Regions from separate parts of the Homo sapiens genome. Here region 2 is linked to region 1. The links are chromatin contacts, found by Hi-C or POLR2A ChIA-PET in ENCODE. All regions are on one chromosome and are shown on one strand. Each heading gives the region's core, a stretch centred on a gene start or an enhancer-like site at or near the end of the contact. The rest is flanking DNA. Distances are from core to core; before and after follow the strand shown.

Region 1 (4,029 bases), core at 956-3,455:
TCTCTAAGCTATACACTTAAGTATCACCAGGACTAGGCAAGTTGCTTGGTCTTTTATTAATAAAGTAGCTGAATAATTTATAAGGGTTGCATAGGGCCCATTAGAAGTGCCAGAGCAGTAATAACTGGCTTAGGACTTTGCTTACTCAGGGCTAAAGTTTAATTTATCCATAAATGCCCCAGCTCATAAACCCATCCCACAGGTCTGACCTGCTCTCTCTTGCTCTATGATCACATGTCTTAGCCATGCTCTCATCTTAGATATGTTCCTATTGGTGTCATCTCTGGGGACAATAAAACAAATCCAAACCCCCAAACAACTAAAAATTCATACCTTCATTACTACACTTCCTACTTAGGGTCACTGCCACTGTCCCATTCTTATGCTTTGCTTTTGATCATCCCAAAAGAAAGGCAGTACCAGATTGATTCCTAGCCAATAAGAGAGTACACGCAGATGCAGTGAATGGAGGGAAGATTGGAAAGGTCCCTTGTTACCTGGAGATAAATATGTTCAATGTCAATTAGGGCATTGCGTTCTAAATGAGGAGATCAAGAAAATATGCTCTGCTATTTATTTAGTAAGTGAGTTAACTTTCCCAGGCCTTAGTTTTCTCATCTGCAAAATGGAGACTGTAGTGTAATGGTGCCTGCCTCACAGGACTGTGGGTAAGGATCAAATGAGTTAATCCACAGCATGTAAGTACTCATTAAGTGAAAACTATTATTAGAAACTCAGACGTGGAATGAATCTTAGAGAAACCTAATCCAAACCACTTATTCTGTGAAAAAAATCTGAGGCCTGGCGAGGCTCTGTGACCTGTTCAAGGCTCTGTTACTTTGGGGGCAGATCTAGGAATTAATCCAGTTCTCCTGAGAGACACCCAGTTTGGTTCCGTATGTGATTGCAGGGCTGCTGTGGCTCTAGCACTCTTTCTCTATGGAAACTGTAGGGTTATTTTGCTTTCTAAAAAAAAATTTTTTTTTTTTTGAGATGGAGTCTCGCTCTGTCACCCAGGCTGGAGTGCAGTGGTGCGATCTCGGCTCACTGCAAGCTCCGCCTCCTGGGTTCACGCCATTCTCCTGCCTCAGCCTACCAAGTAGCTGGGACTACAGGTGCCCGCCACCATGTCTGGCTAATTTTTTTATTTTTAGTAGAGACGGGGTTTCACCGTGTTAGCCAGGATGGTCTCGATCTCCTGACCTCGTGATCCGCCCACCTCGGCCTCCCAAAGTGCTGGGATTACAGGCGTGAGCCACCACGCACAGCCTTTCTAAATTTTAAAAGAGTCAAAACGTTAGCCAAGAAACATCAGTGCTCATTCATTTATCCAAGAACTTTCTAGTGAGTGCTGACTTGGTGAAGCACTATTCTAGGCAGTGTTATGGTGGGTTCAGCAGTGACAAGACAGACAAGGTCCCTACCCTCAAGCATCTTACAATCTGATGATGAAACAGTGATGTCAGAGGGAGTGATAGAGGGGGATGTAGTCAGGAGGGTGGATGGCAGTTAATTGAGGCTGTTTCTTTGCAGTGTAATCTCTAGGAAGATGGCACTGTAACACTGGTTTCAGCATATGCATATATGAATATGCATGGGAATATGTGATAAGAAGAAATTATACGAGGTGGCATTACCCTCTGAAAAGTTCATTCTTGGGCAATCATATCAGAAATAAACACTACCCCTTATCTGAATAGACCTTTTCTGGTCTTGGTCTTACCTCCCTGGCTATTCTGGAGCAGATGGGTGGATTAAGGCAAAAGGGCACTACAGTAATCAATGCAGGGCTCAATTCACTCTCAGGTGAAGTTCATTTCTCTATTCTCTCAAGGTTGGATTCTTAGCCTTTGGCATTTGTGCTATGTGCCATGAAATTCCTGCCCCAAGAACCGGTTCAGGGGATCAAAGAGCTATTATTAATGACTCAGTTTAGGCCAACTGAGGGAGGGAATGACAGTAGAGGCAGGCCACTCACCCCTCCATTCAGCCACCCTCCTCCACAACGGGGCCATTGAGCAGGCGCCACAATAGAGGGCTGAGAATAAAAGGCTGAAGGAAAGCATACAGAGTCCCTTTGCACAGACTCGGTCATTCATCACCAGGCAAGTGCCAATATCTGGGAACAGCAATCTCAATTTCTGCAAATCCTCCAACTTGCAACAGCTGCTAGTGACTCTGGTGGGCGGCTTTGCTGCTTACGCCAGATTCCAATACCAAGTCCTGGCCCAGAGCCAAGTAGACATTACTTAGGTTAGAGACACGCTGGCTGCAGAGAGCAGCAACAATGGACTTCACAGCTTATAAAGCAGCTTACAAAGGGCTCCCGTGTATTTCAAAAAGCACTTCAGATAGCTGGTGAGAGAAGCTATCTGCACAAATGCATTCAAGCAGTTTATTTCTAACCCACTTAATTCAAGGTTTCCGTCAGGAGCCAATGGCATAGTGGAAGTAGATGCAGAGAACTGCAAGAGGGCTGGATGGCTTGGCAGCTGAGGGAACGCAGTCGAGCCACATCCGCCCTCCTCTGAGGCACCAGCTCAGCAGGATGAGGAGTGACTGGCAGCAATCAGCCCTCCAACGGGTTAACAAATGTAATGAAAAAATGAAACATATTCTGTGGGATTCCATGGCTCTTTATTGAGTTGTTCGTCAAAACTGCTTTCATCAGCACAGTTAAGGAGCAATTTCTAAACGTTACCAAATGAATGTGCCGAGTGCCATCTAGGTGCCTGCTGCCACACCATCCAAATGCACCTTCATCTGATTGCACAGGTAATGCCAGCCAATGGCACCTCCTGTTCTGTCTTACCTCTCTCAAGTCTCTAGAGTCCCACTCATCTCCTCCACGAGATCTAGACTTGCCCTCATAGGCACAGCTGACCAGTTTCTAGAGAACAACTTTGCCAGGTAACAGGCACAGAGACCAAAAGAAGCTAAAGATTGAAGCACAAAGGCCTATGTCTGGAGCCTGGATTTCATGGAAGACACAGAAGGGCACAGCAAACAATGGACCCAAAATGGACCACGTTCGTAGGATAAATACAGAGATAGGTAACAATTCTTTATCAATTTTGTCTTGTCCTCCTGCCCATCACTTTTTCAAAAGAATTTCATGAGTATTTTTATTTATGGAAAATGAACTAATGTGAAGATTGAGGTGAGGTGGGAACTAAGGACCCCCTCACATGACTTTGGACCCCACTTGGAGCTCTGATGTGCTGTGTATGGATTTCTTAGAAACTATGAATCAATAGATTCCAGGTAAGAAATTATTACAATGATTAATAGAATCAAAAGAAATATACAAAGCTGTATCAAACATGAAGTAGAACTGGATTGTGAAGTGGCACAGCTCAAGTGCTACTGTGTTGAAGGAACCAAAGCTACCAACCACCCAGCACTCATTCCAATAGTAAGATGTATTCTTTAAGGGAATAAGGAGTGAGTATGATATGGCAATGTTCACTGTGAGGCCAACCTCATAGCATGAAATGGATCCACGTAAGAGGCTCAGAATGCTATTACCCCATATTATTAATGTATAATATGCCATGTGCAGCAATGAGACTCCTTAAAGGGATCAGGTTCTGAATTAATGTATCATCTGTACTTGGATTATCAGCATCAAATGCAACTCTTCGTGTCTTGGTTATTCCAACAGCTATTAGAAGAATGAAGATTATATCAGAGAAAACCTTTAGGGAGAAAGTGGGGAAATAAAAATAGTTTCTATCAACTGCAGAATTTGTGCTTGCCTAACAACAATGCACATTTACCTCCAGTATGACTTCCCTGTATTTTTCATGTGATGTTTTAAAAGTTAGCATTCACCAACAGGAAGAAACTCTGCAACAGAACTCAGAGAACCAAAATTAGAGCTCACAGAGGAAAGCAAAATGGCACAAACACAGACCTATCTACCAGAGCTCGCTTTCTGCCCTCATCCTGCTGCTAGAAACCAGACACTATGTTAGGCACAATGAGGCAAGCCTAGGAAGGCTTCAGTCACAGATCCATGATCTATGA
Region 2 (4,113 bases), core at 1,587-4,086, 43 kb before region 1:
TCCAACCACAGGATTCTGTACAAAGTGCTCACTAACCAAGTGAGACTGCCTTTTCTTTCTTTGAGTCAACCCGTTAGTTTTGCAAGTATATTTACCACTAACAGTGGTCATCTGTGACAGACCATGAAATATGCTACATTTTGATATCTGAGACTTACAAATATTTCAAAAAAATTCACACTGTAGCTATAATTATGACGCTATATAATTACAGACATAATTCCACAAAAAGTGGAACTGGGCTAGAGACATAGGAAACGAAAATGATGAAGATCTGGGGGAGGATGCATGGAGTATGTGTGTCTCTGAATCACTGGTGGTCTCTCCTGCTGCAGTAAGGCAGAACTAAGAGGTGCTACCTTTTATTTACGAACAGCCTCAAGGGAACGTACAAGAGATCTGGCATAGGAGCAGCAGAAGCAGGGTGTCTCGGTGATGGCAAACACCTGCTTGGTGGAGACAAGGTCCCACTGTTGCTAGGATAGAAGGTACATCTCTGTGTATGAATAAAGCTAGGTGCTGCTCATGTTTCTGGCCAGGGCATTGATTCAAGGTGACAAAGCTCAGAAAAAAGGGAATAGGCTATATATTGGGCTTTCAGAAGATAAAGAACGGAGCTTTCTCTCTGAGCCCCAAGGCCTTACAAATGGAATACACCACATCAAATAAAATGCTAGGCCAGGAGAAAGACTGCCACAGGACAGCAGCTTGAGGTGACAGCAAGGACCATTCTGCCACCCTTGAAAAGATGGGACAGATGAAGGCCCCACCCAAGTGTCACATGGCAAAGAAGATCACCAGGGCTGCCTCATTCCTGGCACTTCAGTGCCGGCCTGCAAGGGAGGGGTGGAACGTATTTTTGTAAAAGACAGCAATAAACTCATGAGCCAAGGAGCCTGAGATTAACCCTACAGGGAGAGATGAGGCTAGAGAAAAATGGAATGAAAGATGGCCCATGTTTTTTACATCAATAGCCAAAAACACTTTTCTTTTTATATCTGCAAACTAAGCAAGAACAAAATCATCAGAGAGAAAAATAAACAATTCCATTGAACAATCTTGCCACATAACCACAGAAAAAGCATTGTTGCAGAAACAGGCATAATGCTAAAACAAGTGTTCAGTTTGTTTCTGACTCTTAGCAGCCATTTGGGCAGGACAGGACTGGGGTGCTGTTGGGTGGGGCTGCTATGAACTGGGGACTAGAACTGGGATGTAGCTAGGGTACTGCACTGGGCAGCAGGAACTAAGGGGTTGAATTTTCACTATGAGGGCATAAAAGATTTCCGAGCTTCACTTACTGAGTACCACTCTACTCCTTTGTCACTCTCTTGGTATTCTGAAATCTCACCAGGTTGGTGAAGCTTCAGAGATTGCAGTTGCTCCCCTGAATCCTGGAGACCACCAAGTGATTAAATTGAGAAAACATGATGGCTCAGTGGGCCAGGGTGTTAAACAAATCAAGCAGAAATATATTCAAAACATTTTTCATGAGATAGTCCTCTGGGCCTGTGAAAACCAAATCCCAGTCACTCCATGTAGACACAAAGGCAAAGAAGGGCCTTTGTTACGTTGCTAGTCCACTTCCCAGCAGTTAAGCCCTAGCACGACAAGAGTAGGAAGCCGAAGTAGGGTGCTTCTGTGCCCTTTTTCAAGTGGAAATAAGTAAACATCCATTCACATCCATTCCCATCAGGCAGAGGCAGAATCTATTCCCAGACTAAGGTACAAAGTCAGGGCCAGGAGAGCAGGACAGGCTTTATGATATCTGAATGTCTGAGTATTAGAAATTTGCCGAGCCGAGCTACATCTACAGATAGAAGATACTGTAGATGGGCGTTTTTCAAACTTTTTATTCTTACTGTGACCAACATACACACTTACATATGGGTACAAACACCTGTAGACAACCAATGGAAGTAAGAAGCCTTCAATAGATTCCAGAGTCTCAAAACAGTCACATCAGGCAGATTCTGCCAGTGCAATTATTTAGGCAGGAAGACCATTTCCTGAGGTTTCCTTCTCTGCCATCTTGATATTACCTTTTGCAGAGCAGTATTTATGTATTCATTTATTTATTTGGGGGGTTATTTTTATTGGAGGCCAGCTTAGCAATTATTACGTTTCCACAAAACAATGGTTAATCTTGACTATATATGTTAGTTATATATGTCAGTATATGTTATACTGACAGTCTCTCTTCTGTTCACCATTTCATTAAGGAAAAAAACAAAACGGCTATGACACTGAATTGATTTAAAACCTCTAGTGGGACAAATACCCAGTTTGAAAAACACTGGTATTGACTGAGGTGTAAAGACAGAAGGATGGAAGGACGGGGCAGGTCCTGATGGCTTTCTTGCAGAGTTAAAAAAGTGCTCCAACTGAGGGTTTATCCAGTTTCTAGACTTGCTTTTGTGTACTAAGGGACCAAGGAACAGAGCAAAAAATATGCTGTCCACTGGTAGAGAGGAGACCACACAAATGGTAACATTCTGAGCCAAAAAGTCAGTTGTCGTTGCTGCTGAAAGCCAGATGAAGCCACATGCTGGCAGCGAGCAGAGTTATTATGCTGTGCCCTCCTCTCCCAAGAGCTCAGGGAGCAAGTCAACCTAATCCATGCTGCACCTTTCCTCAAGCAATGCCTGCACTGCTGGGCTGGTGATGCAATAAAATGGACGTTAAAAATAAAAGTTAAAGAAAACAGATGAAGGGAAAGAAAGTTGGGTTCTAAGAAAGCAAACCCAAGGCTGCTGATGCTCAGCTGGGCAGGCTGACAGGCAGCAATGGAGCGCTCCCAAGCCACACAGGGCCTCAGACTGTAAATATGAAGTGAGATATCACTGGAGCTGCAGAAGTTCTCCCCAGCCAGTTGAGAAAGTGCCTGGCTGGATCCTGCATGTTACCACCAATAGCTGTCTTTTCTGATAACATACCAGTGCAGTGCTGCCTGCTGATAAAGATATATTAACTCAGCTGTGCCTCAAATGCCACAGGTGCAAGAGAAGTGCCAAGCTTACCTCTGACACAAGCCTTTAAGAAACAAACTATTTTGTTTTAATAAACACAAAAGAAGACAAAACACTACACTTAAAAAAAAATCCCAAAAATTCCTGAGCATTTTCCTTCTCTATCATGGGGTGTGCCAGAACAAAGACAGATCCCCCATGGGGGGACTCAGCTGACTTCCACAAGGGCAGGCACAGGAGAGGCAGGTAAGACAAATGCCTGCCCCACCTCCTGCTCCATGTGGCTGCTGCTCCTGACCTCTTTCAAACTCTACAGGTCCATCTGCCTATAAGCAAAAACTCATTATTTTTCATACCTTTTCTAGACTTTCTGGGATATGAATGGTTGGCCATGGCTATTTGAAACAAAACAAAACAAAACAAAACAAAAGGAAATAAAATCAAGTAAAAAGAGGTTTCTGCCTGACTCTGTATAGTTTAGGAAGAGAAAATTCATTGCTAGCCATCAGCACATCATGATTCTGGGTTCTGCTCTGCCACTGATAGAATATTAAACTTATCCAGGCCTCATCTGTCTATAAAATGAAGGATATGCAAGGCCTTCTCTGGACACAAAATCTTACCATTTTGGTTATACCCTTTTGAGATTCCTCACCCAAGCCTTGACTCATGGAGTATAAATATCCAACAAAATGCTGGGCTATGGAGCAATCATTCTATTAAAAAAATTATACATTTAGAGACATTGACTAACTAGGTCAATTAACACAAATACTCTGGTCAGTCAGCTTTGGAACAAGAAGTACACATTCTTGTTAATGACAAGACAATGGGCTCTGTAAGAGATTCTATTGATGGCTATGTGAAACTTATGTATCGCTCTGAGTATTTTACACTCTTTTTCGAGTTTTATGATAACTAAGTCTCAGGACTCAGAATGTGTTCACTTTTTCCTTTATTGGGCAGTGGGAGCTAAGGGAAGTGTGACAAATTGGCCTTAGCTGGAAGTATGTGACAGCTTCCCAGTGGCACTTATTCCACCACTAAGAGACCAGGCATTAGCTGAAGGAGACAAAACTCAAGTGGAAACAAAAAACAGTTTGAAGGATTAGTCAACGGTGTCTACTGCATGCCCGCTGTGTTC

The links. Hi-C counts contacts between places; a loop is a spot of excess contacts on that map. ChIA-PET counts read pairs that join two places held with the same protein, here RNA polymerase II (POLR2A). Pooled maps may share reads with other maps.
Region 2: a loop to region 1 is called in a map of dorsolateral prefrontal cortex, with 2.4 times the contacts of the local background. The contact joins two enhancer-like sites. A Hi-C loop is called at or near these places in 1 of 168 maps with a recorded cell type or tissue (dorsolateral prefrontal cortex) and 3 of 50 pooled maps. POLR2A ChIA-PET finds 5 or more read pairs at or near these places in 3 of 52 experiments (H1, OCI-LY7 and naive thymus-derived CD4-positive, alpha-beta T cell).

What each region holds. Positions count from the first base shown.
Region 1 is chr7:127,942,452-127,946,480 of GRCh38, reverse strand. All of the region lies in intron 15 of SND1 (staphylococcal nuclease and tudor domain containing 1), which reads right to left. Among named protein-coding and RNA genes, the nearest start is that of SND1-IT1, 53 kb to the left of the region's middle. RefSeq lists enhancers at 2,036-2,535, 2,536-3,037. Within about 2 kb of position 2,205, at least 2 of the 41 ENCODE cell types and tissues checked have a DNase peak (open chromatin) inside an H3K27ac peak, as active enhancers do.
Region 2 is chr7:127,985,879-127,989,991 of GRCh38, reverse strand. The region is part of intron 15 of SND1 (staphylococcal nuclease and tudor domain containing 1); the gene reads right to left. Among named protein-coding and RNA genes, the nearest start is that of SND1-IT1, 9.6 kb to the left of the region's middle. Within about 2 kb of position 2,836, at least 3 of the 41 ENCODE cell types and tissues checked have a DNase peak (open chromatin) inside an H3K27ac peak, as active enhancers do.